2 separate regions of the Homo sapiens genome follow, and region 2 is linked to region 1. A link is an interaction called in ENCODE POLR2A ChIA-PET data of the cell type or tissue named here. Cell type or tissue: Panc1. All regions are shown on one strand. Each heading gives the region's core, and the rest is flanking DNA. Links, peaks and the distances in the headings are about the cores only. Region 1 overlaps MCF2L2 (MCF.2 cell line derived transforming sequence-like 2). Region 2 overlaps MCF2L2 (MCF.2 cell line derived transforming sequence-like 2).

Region 1 (9,333 bases), core at 703-8,702:
TATGTACTATTGTTTACAAAATCCAAATAGATGAATCTCAGAATAATTATGCAGAGGAGAGAAGCCAGACCAAAAAAAAAAGTACATAGTGTATTATCTCTTATGAAATTCTAGAAAATGCAAACTAACCTATAGTGACAGAAAGGAGATTGGTGGTCACCTGGGGTGGGTGAGGGAGGGGCAGGAGAAAGGGAATGCAAAGCAGTGTGAACAAACCTTTGGCGGTGATAGGCATGTTCATTATCCTTACTGTGGTGATGCCTTACAGATGTATACAGATGTCAAAACTTATCAGATTGTACACTTTAAATATGTGTGGTTTATCGTGTCATTATACCTCAGTAAAGGAGTTTTAAAAATTGTAGTAAAAGGTCTCTACCTAGAAACCTTAATAAGCTAAAATGTATGTCCCCAGGACTAACCCTAGCTATTCTATAGTTCTGGGGTGGAACCTAGAAATCTGCATTTGTAGCAAGCCCTTCAAATAATTTGAATGCAGGTGGTCCTTAAACCACCCTTTGAGAAACACTGACCTAGTGAGTAAGGATTTCTAAACAAGCTTGTGACTAGAATGTTGTTTCTGCAGGGAACAAGTGACTTTTTCTACTAGAGTTGCCATATCATTCTGTGTTAAGCCTCTAGGACACTCCTACTCAATTACCATGACATATATTTAACATAATATTAATAGTTGTAAAACAAAAGTAAACCATAGTTTTTTTCCCATCTTATCTGTATACAAAGTAAAATCAATGACATAATATTGTTACTAGTTCCTGGCAGTTACCTACAGTTTAAATCAAGAACTTATGTTGCTTGGTTTTTGTGACAGAAAACTGATGTGGTGGCTTTCCAGTTACACTGCTTGGTTTACCTTTTCCCTTATCTTATGATGCACACCCAGCTTTGCACGTTCCTGAGCAGCTGATGATCATAGAAGACCTAGAAAAAGTGTGAGCCAGTTGCATTCCTGCTATCTCTAAAGAAAAAAGTTATCTTTTCATTTTTATGTGATTTTTCTTACCCAAAATGCAAACCACTGCCAGTATAAATGATGGAAGATAGACTTTCCACATGAAACTGGCATTTCTTCACCCTAGTAACATTACCTGAGGGGAAGGTCAGAACTCAATTGATAAAGCTCGCTGTGGATTTTCCCACCAAATATCCCTGCAAACAAAGTGAAAGGATAAAGCCTGCTTAAAGATGATTTGTAATTGTTGAAAGGAGTACAGTGTGTGACATCAGTGAAAATGGTGGAGAAAAAACCCGTCCCCAAATTCTCTTCTTTGTGAAAGCATGGAAAAAACTGGCCAAAAATGGTTAGAAAATTTATTTTCAGAATATCGAAATTTTTTTTTCCTTTTTTTTTTTTTTATTATACTTTAAGTTCTAGGGTACGTGTGCACAACATGCAGGTTTGTTACATATGTATACATGTGCCATGTTGGTGTGCTGCACCCATTAACTCATCATTTGCATTATGTATATCCCCTAATGCTATCTATCCCTTCCCCCTCCCCCCACCCCACCACAGGCCCTGGTGTGTGATGTTCCCTACCCTGTGACCAAGTGTTCTCATTGTTCAGTTCCCACCTATGAGTGAGAACACACGGTGTTTGGTTTTCTGTCCTTGCGATAGTTTGCTCAGAATGATGGTTTCCAGCTTCACCATGTCCCTACAAAGGACATGAACTCATTGTTTTTTATGGCTGCATAGTATTCCATGGTGTATATGTGCCACATTTTCTTAATCCAGTCTATCATTGATGGACATTTGGGTTGGTTCCAAGTCTTTGCTATTGTGAATAGTGCTGCAATAAACATACGTGTGCATGTATCTTTATAGCAGCATGATTTATAATCCTTTGGGTATATACCCAGTAATGGGATGGCTGGGTCAAACGATATTTGTAGTTCTAGATCTTTGAGGAATCGCCACACTGTCTTCCACAATGGTTGAACTAATTTACAGTCCCACCAACAGTGTAAAAGTGTTCCTATTTCTCCACATCCTCTCCAGCACCTGTTGTTTCCTGACTTTTTAAAGATTGCCTTTCTAACTGGTGTGAGATGTTATCTCATTGTGGTTTTGATTTGCATTTCTCTGATGGCCAGTGATGATGAGCATTTTTTCATGTGTCTGTTGGCTGCATAAATGTCTTCTTTTGAGAAGTGACCGTTCATATCTTTTGCCCACTTTTTGATGGGGTTGATTTTTTTCTTGTAAATTTGTTTAAGTTCTTTGTAGATTCTGGATATTAGCCCTTTGTCAGATGGGTAGATTGTAAACATTTTCTCCCATTCTGTAAGTTGCCTGTTCACTCTGATGGTAGTTTCTTTTGCTGCGCAGAAACTCTTTAGTTTAATTAGATCCCACTTGTCAATTTTGGCTTTTGTTGCCATTGCTTTTGGTGTTTTAGTCATGAAGTCCTTGCCCATGCCTATGGCCTGAATGGTATTGCCTAGGTTTTCTTCTAGGGTTTTTATGGTTTTAGGTCTAACATTTAAGTCTTTAATCCATCTTGAATTCATTTTTGTATAAGGTGTAAGGAAGGGATCCAGTTTCAGCTTTCTACATATGGCTAGCCAGTTTTCCCAGCACTATTTATTAAATAGGGAATCCTTTCCCTATTTCTTGTTTTTGTCAGGTTTGTCAAAGATCAGATGGTTGTAGATGTATGATATTATTTCTGAGGGCTCTGTTCTGTTCCATTGGTCTATATCTCTGTTTTTGGTACCAGTACCATGCTGTTTTGATTACTGTAGCCTTGTAGTATAGTTTGAAGTCAGGTAGCGTGATGCCTCCAGCTTTGTTCTTTTGGCTTAGGATTATCTTGACAATGCAAGCTCTTTTTTGGTTCCATATGAACTTTAAAGTAGTTTTTTTCCAATTCTGTGAAGAAAGTCATTGGTAGCTTGATGGGGATGGCATTGAATCTATAAATTACCTTGGGCAGTATGGCCATTTTCACGATATTGATTCTTCCTATCCATGAGCATGGAATGTTCTTCCATTGGTTTGTGTCCTCTTTTATTTTGTTGAGCAGTGGTTTGTAGTTCTCCTTGAAGAGGTCCTTCACATCCCTTGTAAGTTGGATTCCTAGGTATTTTATTCTCTTTGAAGCAATTGTGAATGGGAGTTCACTCATGATTTGGCTCTCTGTTTGTCTGTTATTGGTGTATAGGAATGCTTGTAATTTTTGCACATTGATTTTGTATACTGAGACTTTGCTGAAGTTGCTTATCAGCTTAAGGAGATTTTGGGCTGAGACGATGGGGTTTTCTAAATATACAATCATGTCATCTGCAATTTGACAATTTGACTTTCTCTTTTCCTAATTCAATACCCTTTATTTCTTTCTCCTGCCTGATTGCCCTGGCCAGAACTTCCAACACTATGTTGAGTAGGAGTGGTGAGAGAGGGCATCCCTGTCTTCTGCCAGGTTTCAAAGGGAATACTTCCAGTTTTTGCCCATTCAGTATGATATTGGCTGTGGGTTTGTCATAAATAGTTCTCATTATTTTGAGATACGTCCCATCAATACCTAGTTTATTGAGAGTTTTTAGCATGAAGGGCTGTTGAATTTTGTTGAAGACCTTTACTGCATCTATTGAGATAATCATGTGGTTTTTGTCTTCGGAGAACACTGGAAATTAAATGATGGCTTGCAGCAATCTGGAGAGCATTTATTCAAGGAAAATGGCTGTGTCTCAGTATGACTAATGAGCTTTTTAACTTGCCCTATTTCTATCCTCCCCTTCCTTGGTGGTAGCCTTAGAAATGAACAGCCTGCAATGATAGTGAAAATCAGCAGTCTGGCAGCCATGGGAGGGGCAGAACAGGAATGGGGGAACTATGGAGCCTCATTCTTAGAGAATTATCATTATTTGATCTGTCCACGGGTTTCTAGGAATACCTGACCTGCAAGTCTGTCTTTATTAGGCCTGACTCAGAACTTGCCCAATGTGAAAAGTCTTTTCCCCAAAGGCCTTTGTAGAAAATGATTACAGGCAATTGTTTAACTTCTTGGTTGCTCGAGGTATTGGCTAACAGTGGGGCAAACATGGGCTAATCAGAAGGTTTAAAATGAAATGCTCAGGAATAAGATGCTCATAGAGGGTTGTAAAGGCTCCAAAATATTTATGAGACTCTAGAAGACCATGCACACATTTCCTGTGAACATGTTCAGGACAGATCTGCGAAGGCCCCACGATCTTACCTCTGGCTGATCTTGATGATCTGCACAAACAGAAAGTGAAAGCTAGGCTAGAACTGTCAAGTGCCAGGCTGAGTGTGAAGGTGTGCCCTAATGTGCACACAGAGCCCCTTGGCAAAGACTAGAAGACTTACTGCTTTCAGGTGTTTAAAGAAATCTCTGTCATGTCATTAGTATTTAGATCACTAAGCTAACTGAACAGAGGCTTCAATGGCTGCACATAAATACAGACTTCACAGAATTAGTTTAGAAAAGTCACTATAACAAACAACAATAAACAGCAACACCAACAAACAGTAGAGGTGGGAAGGTCCAATTTCCAGAGTTGCTACATTATGTTATTTAAAATGTGCAATTTTAACAGAAAATAATGAGACATGTAAAGAAATAAGAAAATGCAGTCCATACCCAGGGAAAAAGAAAAACCAGTCAATACAAACTGTTCCTAGGCCAGGTGCAGTGGCTCATGCCTGTAATCCCAGCACTTTGGGAGGCCAAGGCAGGCAGATCACCAGAGGTCAGGAGTTTGAGACCAGCCTGACCAACATGTTGAAACCCCATCTCTACTAAAAGAAAAATACAAATTTAGCCAGGCATGGTGGCGTGCACCTGTAATCCCAGCTACTCGGGAGGCTGAGGCAGAAGAATTGCTTGAACCCAGGAGGCGGAGGTTGCAGTGAGCTGAGATCATGCCATTGCACTCCAGCCTGGGCTACAGAGCAAGACTCTGTCTCAAAAAAGAAAAAAAAAGAAAAAAGAAAAAACTGTTCCTGAGGAAGCCAAGATACTGACTTTACTAGACCAATACTTTAACTATTTTTACATGTTCAAAAAGTTAAAGGAAATCATATATAAAGACTAAAGGAAAGCACAAGAACAAATCCTCATTAAATAGAAAATATAAAGATTTGTTTTAAAGGACGAAACAGAAATTCTAGATTTCAAAAGTATAATAATTGAATGAGAAATTCACTAGAGTGGCTGGCTCAATAGCAGATCTGAGCAGGCAGAAGAAAGAATTAGAGAACTCAGAAATAGGTCAATTGAATCTATCCAGTCTGAGGAAGAGAAAGAAAGAGGAATGAAGGAAAAATGAATAGAGCCTCAGAGACTGTGAGATACCTTCAAGCACGCTAATGACGCATAATGGCAGTCTCAGAAGGAGAGAGGGATAAATGGGCTAAAATAATATTTAAAGAAGCAATGGCTGAACATTTCCCAAATCTGATGAAAACATTAATCTATACCTTCAAGAAAGTCTATAAACTCCAAGAAATATAAATTCAAAGAGATCAAGATCCACACCTAGAGATAACATAATCAAACTGTCAACAAAGACAATGAAATTATCTTGAAAGCAGCAAGCACATAGAAGGACTCTTCAATAAGATTAACAGCTGATTTCTATCAGAAATCACAGAGTTGAGAAGGCAATGGGATGACATATTCAAAGTGCTTAAAGAAAAAGAGGGTCAACAAGGAATTCTATACCTAAAGCCAATTTATCTTCAACAAAGATGCCAAGACCATTCAAAGTGGGGAAAGAATAGTCTTTTCAATCAATGGTTCTAGGACAATGGATATCCACATGTAAAAAAAGGAACTTGGGCCCCTAATTCACATCATATACAAAAATTAACTCGGAATGAGTCAAAGGCTTAACTGTAAGAGTTAAAACTATAAACTCTTTGCAAAGAACACTATCAAGAGAGTAAAAAGACAATGCACAGTATGGGAAAAAATACTTGCAAATAATATATCTGATAAAAGTCCAGTATCCAGAATATATAAATAACTCTTACAATTCAACCATAAAATGACAAGCCAATTAAAAAACATACAAATGAGTTAACTGACATTTCTACAAAGAAGATATACCAATGGCCAATATGCATGTTAAAAGATGCTCAACATCACTAGCCATGAGGGAAATGTAAATCAAAATCACAATGAGATACTAGTACATGCCCACTAGGATGGCAATGATAATAATAATAATAATAATAATGTTATTATAATGAACAATACAAGTGTTAGTAAGGAAATGGAGAAAATTGAACCCAACTATTATATTGCTGGTGTGAATGTGAAATGGTGGTACTGTTTTGAAAGATGATTTGGAAGTTCCTCAGAAAGTTAACAAAAGTTACCATATGGTCTGGCAATTCTACATATATACACCAAAGAAAACTGGAAATAAAGATTCATACAAAAATCTGTACAAAAATATCTACAGCAGCTTTACTTACAGTATCCAAAAAGGGGAAAAACCCCAAATCTTCATCAACTAATGAATGGATAAACAAAGATGGTATATCCATACAATGGACTGTTACTCAGCCATAAAAAGGTATGAAGTACTGATAGATACTACAACATAAATGAAACTTAAAAAAATACGCAAAGTGAAAGAAGCTAGACAGAAAGGGCCATATATGTGATGTGTAGAGAAAACATCCAATAGAGACAGGAAATACATTAGTGATTGCCAGGGGCTGGGTAAAGGTGAGAGATGGAGAATGATTGCTAATTGGTACAGAATTTTTTTGTTGGGAGAGTTATGAAAATATTTTGGAAGTATAATTAGAATTAGGCTGTTAAATACTTTAAAACAAAAAACAGCTGGGCGCAGTGGCTCACACCTGTAATCCCAGCACTTTGGGAGGCCGAGGCAGGCAGATCATAAGGTCAGGAGATCAAGACCATCCTGCCCAACATGGTGACACCCTGTCTCTACTACAAACACACAAATTAGCCAGGCGTGTTGGCGCGCCTGTAGTCCCAGCTATTCGGGAGGCTGAGGCAGGAGAATCACTTGAACCTGGGAGGCAGAGGTTGCAGTGAGCCCAGATGGTGCCACTGCACTCCAGCCTGGGCGACAAGAGCAAAAACTCCATCTCAAAACAAAACAAAACAAAAAACAAAAGTAAGAAGTAAAAAAATAGAATTAGACTGGGGATGGTTATTGAGCCTTGTGAATAATCTAAAACCCACTGAATTGTATATTTTAGACAGTGAATTTGATGGCATGTTAATTATATCTTGATGTTTTAAAAAAAGTAGTACAGTGTCTGAAAGGTAGCATTGGCCATTTGAATCTCTGTTAACATTTTCTTGGGTGGCCATCAGATTTTTGATTAAAGGTGACCTTGGCAATTAAGTGGTGGGGGGAACACAACCAAAAGGGACAAACCAACACAACCACACACAATCACACAACCCCTCCACCTCCACCACAGTGGAAATCAAGCATAGGTGCTTCCAGGGACTGTGAAAATGTGGCCACAGTTGTTTTCCCAGCAAACCATTTTCTTTCACAATATCCCCAATTTGCACATCCCCCACTGAGCTGAAATCAGTATAACTCGACAGACGAAAGTCAGCAGGGGTAACCTACCTTTGATATTATTTTGTTGTTCCATCAATAATTTACTTATTTCTGAAAACCAACAGTCTCTGATTTCTTTTGAAGCTGCCTGCAATCACACATAAGAAAACACTATAAGACTACCATGAGTATTAATTGCAGAGTTTTTATTCTCCCAGTGACCGTTAGACTAATGAGATAGAAAACACTTGTCAAGTCATGGGAACACAATAAGGAAAGAGTAGAGGAGACCCATGGGGAAGGCATGAGCGTTACCTGCAGGATGTATTTCTCAAGTCCATTTCGACTGGCAATCTCAAACTTTCTATGGCTCCCCCTTCCAAGCTGGCGAATTGAAAGTGTCATCAGCTATTATAAAGAGGGAAGAGAAATGTTCTATACCATCGTTTTCTGATTTTAAAATAGTCCCTGTCAATCACTCTAATCCTTTCTATCCTTGACAGCTCTCTTCTTTCATCTTCCTTTCAAGTTTTTGCTTTCCTCTCTTAATGACTCCAAGACAGCATAAAACACAATCTGGTACAGTGTCTTCTGTCTCATCTGTTTCAGAAGGTAACACAGACTGTTAACTTTCTACTGTATCTTTATGCAGGAGGCGCTGCAGCCCTCAACCTTTCAGTGAAGAGATCATTTCTCCTTCAACGTGTATTTTACAACTTTCTACGTAATAGTAACTGAATAAGGATCTATTCAGAAACATAAATAACAAGGCCAGGTATGGTGGCTCATGCCTCTGTAATCAGTCCTGTAATTCCAGCACTTTGGGAGGCCTAGGTGGGCGGATCACCTGAGGTCAGGAGTTCGAGACCAGCCTGACCAACATGGTGAAACCCTGTCTCTACTAAAAATACAAAATTAGCTGGGCATGCTGGTGCGTGCCTGTAATCCCAGCTACCTGGGAGGCTGAGGCAGAATTGCTTGAACCCGGGAGGTGGAGGTTGCAGTTAGCCAAGATCATGCCATTGCACTCCAGCCTGGGCAACAAGAGCAAAACTCTGTCGAAAGAAAAGAAAGAAAGAAAGACAAGAAAGAAAGACAGAAAGAAAGAAAGGAAGGAAGGAAGGAAGGAAGGAAGGAAGGAAGGAAGGAAGGAAGGAAGGAAGGAAGGGAGGGAGGGAGGGAGGAAGGAAGGGAGGGAGGAAGGAAGGAAGGAAGGGGAGAAAGAAAACAAAGGCTACTATGAACAAATTAACAGCTTTAATCACAACAGCATAAATATATATGGGTGTGGCTCCTGTATGTGGGTGTGTGTGTTTCATAGCCTGAGAGCTAACTGGCTATGAAACAGTTTCTAAACAGGTGAGAAAACAATGCTTGGTGTGGGCCTGGGTGCCTTAGACCCCAAGGTCAGGACAATGCCTGCACTTAGACACAAAGATACACCGTTGAGAAGGACAAGTCTAAGATGAAATCCAGCCCATGTTCTCATCACTAAGTCTTTCAACTCTCTTTTACCTCTTTGCCTGGAAGAAAGAGGGTACTTTTACTAATTAGTTTGTCCAGACTGGCTGCCATATAGTCTTTTTTCTCTAGTACAAAGGCACTCCTATGCCAGCCCTGGCCCATAAGCTCTGACCCTGGAGTCAGACAGACCCGGCTATGGATTCTAGCCCTGTGGTGTGGTATTTGGCAAGTTAACTTCACCTCTCTACACTGCAGCTTCCTCATCTGTAAAATAAGGAAAACGATCTCTCTCTTTTCTGCATAGGGCGACTCCCAGATGCA
Region 2 (9,333 bases), core at 351-8,350, 62 kb after region 1:
ATTCACATTTCACATTGCCTCCTTCCTCCTTGAGCAAACAGACTAGGCAATTAGTACCAAATAGTAACTAGTTATATTTCTTAACACCGATTATTGTAAGTAATTTATTAAGAAAAAATCTAGGAAGATCAAATTATAGCTTTTCCAGTAAATCTGGGGCTTTTTATTCCTGATCTCTCTCAACAAGGCAGTTTGGCTTCTGAAGATTGGTCCTAGCTATACTTAACAGGAAACAGATGACGAGAAGAAGCCAGGAAAAAATACTTGGAATATAGAACAAAATGCAGCATAAAGATGGTACAGAAGATTTTATCTTTCTTTCCTTTAGTTATGTGTGGACAGGAACTAAAAACTCTCCCACGTGGGACTTTATTAAGTAATAAAAGTTTAAATGTAAAAGATATAAAGGAATGAGGATATAAAGGAAATTTTTTTAAAAACTGTGACTCACCGGAGGAGCCTTATATAGTCTACTTTCTAAGCATATCACTTTTAAAGGGATCATTATATTTTCATGATGCATGGGGATATTCCAAGTATTAAATTGATTTTTTAAATGAAGAAAATTATCAGTTCAGTCTTGTTTTCTATGTAGGTTTCACTACAGTATTTTATTTCCCCCGCAAGGAAAAAACCAGAGCTAGAATGGAATGATTAAATTTCTTAGTTTTCTTCTAATCTGTTAGTCTTTCCATTAAATTATACTGCCTTCTTATATAGAATTTCTGGGTTTGTTCTTGTTTTGGCAATAATTGAAGTAAGAGAGGATGATTTTATGGTAGAGGTTTGATTCCATTCTAGATTGGTGTTTTTCAGCTATGTAGAACACAATCCATTCATGGTTCAGACAACCGTTTTAGGAGGTTTTCATGTCCAGCATTAAAAAAAAAAAAAAAAGAATAGAATTGGGCATTCATATATATATATATATATGAATATTTATTAATAAAAGTTTAAAAGATATAAAGGAATGAGGAATGCATATATATTATATATATATATACCAAATTAAAGTATCATAATACTAATACAAGGATTAGTATCGTTTTATGATACTTTATTATATACACTAAGGGTTAGTCTTGTTTTATGATACTTTATTATATACACTAAGGGTTAGTCTTGTTTTATGATACTTTATTATATACACTAAGGGTTAGTCTTGTTTTATGATACTTTAGGTTGGTATACATACATATACTAAGAATGCAGACATGTCCATGGAAGTTGGCAATATTCAGCCCCCAGCAGGCCCCAGTCAGCAGGACAGGGATTAGGGGAGTCAGGTGAGGCAGGGCTGTATAAGTGCAGGGTTGGAGCCTGTCTTGGTTTACCGTTTTGACATTTTGTTCACTGTGGATTTTTTTCAGTAACTTTGATTTTTTAAAAATATTGCATCAAAATATTATACTGACTACGGAGTTTTTGGTACCCCCTTAAATTGTGCACCTAAAATAAGTGGCTCCCTTGTCTCCCCCTAGTCCCGGCCCGATCAGTATGTTTTATAGAGGGAATGGTGAGTGTTGGGGAACTAGGGAGCCCATGAGGAGGCGGCCCAGAAGGGGAGGAGGAGCTGATGGTGTGTCTGATGTCTCCTCCTTTCTCTAGGAAGCAGACAGGAGGTGAAGTCTTCAGGGTGGGGGGGACAGAGCCTGGGAGGGGGAGATTTAGCATGGCCGCTGAAGAGACTGGGAAAGGGAGAAGGTTCGGGACAAGTTCAGGAACAGTCACGTAGCACTGAAAACTGCTCAAAGCTAGATAGTGCCATTTGTGGTGACGCTGCCTGCCTGGTAAGTCCCATTTCCCCAGCAGCCCTGGAGGTGTCATAGGAACAGGAAGATGGGAGGGCGCTGGGGTCTGGGGTTGTTGGGGTGGGAGGGCAAAGGTGTCCAATGATTCTGCATCTGAAACGGGGGAGGTGTGTGAGGAAGAAAGGTCAGGAGACTGCTGGGCAGGGTGGGGTGGCAGAAGGTTCTCGATGAATATTTAGAAGTTGCAGCTGAGGAGTGAGTGTACTATAGAGTGAGTATCCTGGAATTTGAGGTCTCAGAAGAAATGCAGTTCTCAGTGAAGCCATGTAAACAACTTCCTGGCTGATAAGGTGTCTTGAGTGTTGGGAGATCACATGATCAAAATGGTATACACACCATAAGGTGTCCTTAGACTTGAGTGTGGTGTAAGTCTACTGAATAAAATGCAGAAATACAGTTCACTGTTGCTTTTCTTCCTGGAAATTGCCCTCCCCAACCTCAAACCAGCCCCCAAGTGGGGCAGGGTCCATCTTTAGACCCTCCTGTAGCACCCAGCACAACCCTAACTATATGGTCAATGTCTCTCTTCCCCACTTAGAGCTCCAAGACCAGGGCCTTGTTTGTCCTGCTTACCCACTCTACCCATTTGTTAACCCCATCTTAATTTTCTGATGAATGAGCCCTTTTTTCATTGACTCCTCCTTTCTCTCCTTCTCCGGAGTTTATTTTTCCTCCAGGCCCATTGCTGTCTCTCCACCTAGAGAGCTTATCCACATTCATGAAATTAGTCATCTTCATGCTCAGAGTACCCACCTGGATCTCTCCAGTCCTGTCTAACTCGTCTTAGATTATTACCCCCTGGACATCTGTACCTTCTTGTCTCTCCATCGCCTCGAACTCAATGCGAGTCTAAAATCAAATACTCCTTCACTCCTAACTCAGGAAACCAGTTTTCCCTCCCTTGTTGGTAATGCTTGAAATTAGCTCTTACTTCTCTTCTTCCTCCTTTACTCGCCATCCCAGGTCATTCATCAGGTCCTGCTAGGTCTTTGATTTTCTTGAAAGGGCCTTCTTTATGCCTTCCTTCCGTCCCCATTTCCACCACCCTCGACTAGGCCTTCCTCACCTCATCCGGCATCAGTGTGAGCCCTTGAGAAACCAGCGTCCTGATCTTCAGGCATTCTGCATTTCACCCCATACCACCATTAGCCAGTTTAATCCCTCTTGCTCAAACTTAATAAATACTGAGCAAGGGAGTTACTATAACAAACAAAACCAGAAATTTCTATGACTTCCTGCTGCTTTCTGTACCCCCCTAAGACTCCTCTACCTGATTTTCAAGGTTCTCCATAAGCAGGTTCCCACCTCTCTGCTTTCAAATCTTCTATCTGCCATACACAGTTCTTGTCTAAAACAAAGATTGTTCCTACTCCTGCAGCCACCTAAATCCTAGTCGTCCTCAGGCCCTCCTAAAATCCTGACTAATCCAACCCCCACCGATTTCTCTACTAGTCCCAGAGACTTCCCTCTTGTGCCTGGGGTTGGTGTCATGCAGACACACTGTACCTTACCAGGATTTGCCCATTGTTGTCTGTGGGAACTATGCTTTCATGTGGGAACTACGAGTCTTGTCACAAATAGAGTGTAAATGCTTTGAGATTGGAGACTGTAAAATACTTCTTCATGATCTCCCACTGTGTCTGGTATAAGAACCCGCAGAGTAAATACTCATATACTTGTAGGATTAATTGAAACAACTGGAGACTGAGGTTGTTTAACTTGTACTTAGAAGTGTGGACCTCCCCATCTTGATTAAAACTTCAAAACGGATAGCAGGTTTCACATATTATCTCAGCATCACAAAAGTAGACTCAACAAAGAAATGAGTTGACAGCAGGGGTAAGGTTTACAACAATCAGGGATTATTGCAGGGAAACTTGTAGCCTTTGGGTGTTCTAACTAGTTTTTTCCCAAAAAGTTTAAAGAGCTCTCTTGTGAAAGAATATTCTTATGAGTAACTGAGGGGCACGGCTCCTAGACTGAAAAGTATTTGGGATCTGTCACCTCTTTTCTGATGTTCCTACTTCTATTCTTTATTCTTCTGACTACCTCTATTAGAAAAGATAATACTAAGAATACCTGTCCCTTCTTCTCAGTCCAAATAGAAGCAAACCCAGGTTGTATCTGAGATATCTGCATATTTTCTTCTAAGCAATTCTTTGTCCTCTTCTCTCCCATGCTTTTTCTATTTCCTATTTTCAGCAGGCTCTGAAGTCATTTATAATTTTTACTGCCCCTCGGTGACATTACATGGATATTCATCCCTGATTTGCAGATTAAAGCACCGAATCAGAGTGAGGTGAGGGTTGCCCAAGGTTACACAATAAATCTGGCCCCAAACAGGGGTAACCCTTGAGTTTCTAGTCTGTTGATTGGCCACTGACCCGTGCTGCAGGCACACAAAGGAAGCTGCACCCACAGCAGTCTGTTGTGGATGGTTGCTGAGCTGCGCATTCGGCATTGGGCTTGCTTTGTTTCCTGCCAGGCCCAGCATTTTCTTCTACCAGATCGGCAGGCTTGTGGGCTTCTTCCTAGGTCCCTCCCCTGCACTCTGAATAGGAAAGCTGGAAGCTGTGCTTTAGAGAAGCTTTAAGACGCCGAAAGAAACCAGAAGAGTGAGCGCCAGTTGTATGTGCGTGGTCTCCATCCGCAAAGCCGGAGCTGGGCGCAACAGTGTTGACTTGTAATTGATCAATTTAGATCGGGCGCAGGCCGGGGGAGGGCAGTGCTTTTGATTTAGGCTGGGAAAGGCCTCCTAGTGACTATGTTCAATTTGGAGGAATTCAGATGTTCTTTTGTTATACAAGTGAAGCTGTGTAATACAAATGAGGAGTTTTACTTTTCCTAAATCTTCCCCTTATCATTCAAGTATTGAGGAGTTTTACCTTTCCTAAATCTTCCCCTTATCATTCCAGTATTATCAGTGAGATCTGGTTGTGATTTATGTAAATGGTGGCTAAAAAATTCAAACTACTGAGGGGGAGAATTCTCATTTTACAGCTTCACATGCTGTGCTGAACTAAATAAGTAGCGTGGGATGTTGGCTTTGTGACAGGTCTTTTGTCATTTTTCAGAAAGCATTTTGACTTGTTGATGTCAATTTGGAACAGCTGAAAAAATACAGGAAAATAAGATAAATACGTACATGTTGAGGGTGGGGACAAAATGAAGGTTCTGAACCAGCTGCCGGCTTACAGTAGCCATATAAGCAACAGCAGCAATGCACCAACCTGGTGAGTAATAGGCCTGATTCACTGGAGAGATACTAGCACCTTTAATGAGTCAGATAGATGCACAATGGGTGTGGGAGCAGTTGGACTTGTGGGCACAAAGTCTAGCAAGAAGCTCAGACTTGCAAACAACTGTAGGACGTGCAAAGCAAGCTGGCATTGGAGCTTGCCGGGCACAGCTGCTCAGGAATAGGCAGCTGGTTTTCCCTTTGATCCCTGAGATTCCAAAGGTTACTTTCCTCTTTGTTCCCTTCCCAGGGTCAATTAGAGTAGAAACTGCAGATGCTTTTCAGTTGAGAATTTTCCTAGAATTCTCAAAAATGTGTATGCTGGCTTAAAATCTGCCATCAAGAATTCTGTTACCTTGCTTTAAGCCTCCAGTTCCTTCCAGATGTATGGTGGAGGAGGCCAGAGGGCCCTTGTTTTGGGGCTTCAGAGGATGGTTGTTATCTGGATGAGCACTGTGGAAAGACTGAGAGAGCAACTGAGAGAAAGTGGGCCCCTGAATGAAAGTGATTTCGCAAATTTTAGGCAGATGCCACCATCAGAAACTGATATTTTCTGACGTCTTTCTCACCTTCCTCTAGAGCATTCAGTCCAGAAATGACCAGCCTGTCCAAAGGGGGAAATTACTGATATTGATCTGTTCCTTAGAGCAGTGTTTCAGTCTTTTTTTTTTTTTTGAGATGGAATCTCATTCTGTCACCCAGGCTGGAGTGCAGTGGCACGATCTCGGCTCATTGCAACCTCCACCTTCCTGATTCAAGTGATTCTCCTGCCTCAGCCTCCCAAGAAGCTGGAATTACAGGTGTGCACCACCACACCCGGCTAATTTTTGAATTTTTTATAGAGATGGGGTTTCACCATGTTGCCAGGCTGGTCTCAAACTCCTGACCTCAAGTGATCCTCCTGCCTCGGCCTCCCAAAGCGCTAGGATTACAGGCGTGAGCCACCATGGCCGGCCTTCAGCCTTTGTGATATTAAAGCACAGCAACACATTTCCCATTACACCCCTGAACACACACACACAGAAAACCCAAAAGTTTCACAAAATGATTCTTGCTCTTACTACTCTCAGTACACTCTGTATTTAAAAAAAAAAATGCTGGTTGTGGCTTCCTAAGTGGTGCGTGCAGTTTTCAAATCAATGCCCTTGGCGATAAAGTGTGCCCTATACTGATTATCTCTGGACAAAGTCTGAATGGGGCTTGGCTCTAATCTCTAGTCCTCATTGGACATTTTACATACCTGGCCTTTGCCTCCACCCTGATGTGGAGTGATCATGGGGGTGGGAAATATAGCTGGATCCGAAAGCTCTGAAGTGGGGATGGAGGTGTCACAGCTGAGGCTAGGCCCATTCTGCAGGGCACTCAGTGTGTACAGTTGGTTTTCTATCAGGGGTCAACCGGCGGGGGGACTTGAGAACAGATCTCTGGGCACAAAGCAGGGCCTTTGCCCTGGGGCTTGCTATGTGGCTCAGCCTACACGGCTCTCTCCCCGTCAGTCCTGTCCAAAGCCCAGGAAACTAATGTACCACCCCCGAGGAAGAGAGCCTACCTTTCCATCCAAGGAAGTGTTTTACCTGTGGTAAGCACGGGGGACAGAATTCTTGAGGAAGGAGGGTGCTGCGTCCCAGTGGTGGAGGAAAAGAGAGGACCTGGTGTAAGCAGCCATGGCATGGACCTCATCCGAGGTGGCACCTGGCTAGGGTCCTGACCTCCAATCCTTCCCCAGTAACCATCACTTTGAGTAAACAGTGGCTCCACCCCCGGCATGGTTCTTTGCACCAACATTTGGGGAATGCCTACCAGGGGTCACACACTGAGCTGGATGCTGAGTGTAGGGTGTCCACAACATCGTGCCTAAAAAGTCTCTGTATGGGGTATAAGAAGGTGCTGGGGCAATACAGATGAGATGAGAAGCATCTTTCAGGGAATGGGTTGATCCCAATTCAGGCTTCCCAGAGAAGGATGTCTGTAGACTTCATATTAGCAAGGGAGGAAGGTAGCCAGGCCACAGGACTGCTGGTGTAAAGACCAGGGCATATGAAATGGCAAGTGTGACTGTGCTTTCAGCCAATAATTTGGTATTGTCAAATGATGGGACCAAACAGCTGGAGAGGCAGATCCTAAAGGGTCCTGTGGGCCAGGCTGGACTTCATCTTGTCACTAACTAATGGAGAGGCTCTGAAGGAGTTAAAAGAGCTCAGTTTGTCTCGTGGTTAAATCCAAGTTTTACAAAGGTCACGCTGACTGTAAAGTGGAAGGTGGGCTGGCCAGGGGATCATCTAGTCTGGGTGAGAAGTGATGATAACATGAAGGGGTGAAGAGAGATTTAGAAGAAGTGATTCACAGGATTAAACATTTAAATAATGGAAGTGGAGAAAATGGGGGGGGCGGTTCCAGATTTCAGGCATAGATGAAAGAAGTGCAGTTAGGCACATGTAAAGAGAAACAGGAACAGCAGGTTTTAGGGGAGAAGATAACAGAATGGGTGAGAAATGACACTTGAGTACCCTAGTGTGCTAGGTAATCATCTGTCTACTTCCCTTCATTTGTCATGTATATTCCCATTTAATTTGCATAAAGACTTCGAGTTAAACGGTCTTACCCCAATTTGTCAAATTTCTGCGCATGATATGGTACAAGAAACCGTAAGTGGCTAAGGCGGCATTGGTGTTCAAATTGCCTGACTACAAAGGCAGTGCTTGTTGGCTACATTCTGTTGCTTCCCAGTTTAGAACATGTTACATTGAGGCGCCTGCTGCATTTCCAAATAAAAAAGTACAGAAAGAAGGTGGCTGTATAAATCTGGGGCTCACAAAGTAATTTTGATTACTGAGAGTTTGCTTTCAAGGAGCAAACTGTGACTCCTTGATTATGAACCTTAATTTAAAAAAAAAGAAAAAAGAAGTCTTACTCTTATTCCTGCCTTGTCTGGGGCAAGCCTTAATGGATTTTTACTGCTGTGAATTTTCTTTTCATTGAAGATTTTGCCTTGATCTATGTATCTGCTTTCATCCTGACCATATTCAAGTCAGTATATTCATGAATGTACCTGTTTGTGAAATTTGAACTTAAGTATACACGATTATAGCCGTTTGGGAAGCTTTTTTTTTTTTTTTTTTAAGAGTAGGAGTAGAAAAAGGTCTCTGTACTCTGAATGGGAAGACAGTGTAAAGCAATTTTTTCCCTTTTCCTGTCCTCCTTTAAAAAAAATAAACAGCCGTATGCCTCTGCTAAGTACTAACTACCTCATCACCTTTTGTGCAGACAGGGCAGGTTACATTTGGTTTTAAGGAATTAGGAATATGTTTCTTTCCAGCACCTTAGTAACCCACGCGATTGTGATTCTTTTCTCTTCTTGACTGTGATAGGTGGCATGGAATATTCACATGGGAGAGCCGCATGAGGCCGCCCACCACGCTTCCTGAAGGATGCCCGTGTGGAAGAATTTTGACGTGCCAGTGTCCTCGTTCTACAGGGTGTTCCATTCTTCCGCAATCTCAGAAAAATGGGACTAAAAGAAACTATTTTGTAAAATAAGAAGACTTCCATTTTTAATGACCAACATGTATTAAGATGGACACCTACTCTACGAAACACGAAGTTCTATGGTCTCGAAGAAGCCCGTGCCTGTTTAAAACTGATCCTAACTAAAAACAGACTTGAGTGGATATGAGAATGTTGGTTAGTGGCAGAAGAGTCAAAAAATGGCAGTTAATTATTCAGTTATTTGCTACTTGTTTTTTAGCGAGCCTCATGTTTTTTTGGGAACCAATCGATAATCACATTGTGAGCCATATGAAGTCATATTCTTACAGATACCTCATAAATAGCTATGACTTTGTGAATGATACCCTGTCTCTTAAGCACACCTCAGCGGGGCCTCGCTACCAATACTTGATTAACCACAAGGAAAAGTGTCAAGCTCAAGACGTCCTCCTTTTACTGTTTGTAAAAACTGCTCCTGAAAACTATGATCGACGTTCCGGAATTAGAAGGACGTGGGGCAATGAAAATTATGTTCGGTCTCAGCTGAATGCCAACATCAAAACTCTGTTTGCCTTAGGAACTCCTAATCCACTGGAGGGAGAAGAACTACAAAGAAAACTGGCTTGGGAAGATCAAAGGTACAATGATATAATTCAGCAAGACTTTGTTGATTCTTTCTACAATCTTACTCTGAAATTACTTATGCAGTTCAGTTGGGCAAATACCTATTGTCCACATGCCAAATTTCTTATGACTGCTGATGATGACATATTTATTCACATGCCAAATCTGATTGAG

What was found. Peaks named below come from ENCODE experiments on the same cell type or tissue, not always from the same donor. Only the 100,000 strongest peaks of a DNase experiment are listed, where the experiment ranks them.
Region 2: POLR2A ChIA-PET joins it to region 1 with 5 read pairs; 6 of 35 experiments call an interaction of 5 or more read pairs at or near these places.

Annotation. Positions count from the first base shown.
Region 1 is chr3:183,198,259-183,207,591 of GRCh38, forward strand. It overlaps MCF2L2 (MCF.2 cell line derived transforming sequence-like 2), which reads right to left. Exons shown (of 30, transcript NM_015078.4): 24 at 7,864-7,956; 25 at 7,618-7,696. Among named protein-coding and RNA genes, the nearest start is that of LAMP3, 40 kb to the left of the region's middle. In Panc1, for the core only: a CTCF peak has its summit at 7,854; no DNase peak of the experiment used is centred there.
Region 2 is chr3:183,261,081-183,270,413 of GRCh38, forward strand. All of the region lies in intron 15 of MCF2L2 (MCF.2 cell line derived transforming sequence-like 2), which reads right to left. It overlaps B3GNT5 (UDP-GlcNAc:betaGal beta-1,3-N-acetylglucosaminyltransferase 5), which reads left to right. Exons shown (of 2, transcript NM_032047.5): 2 at 8,418-9,333. The coding sequence starts at 8,719. Among named protein-coding and RNA genes, the nearest start is that of B3GNT5, 12 kb to the left of the region's middle. RefSeq lists enhancers at 2,022-2,726, 4,649-5,848. In Panc1, for the core only: no CTCF peak of the experiment used is centred there; a DNase peak (open chromatin) is centred at 4,991; H3K4me3 peaks cover 1,700 bases; H3K27ac peaks cover 2,073 bases.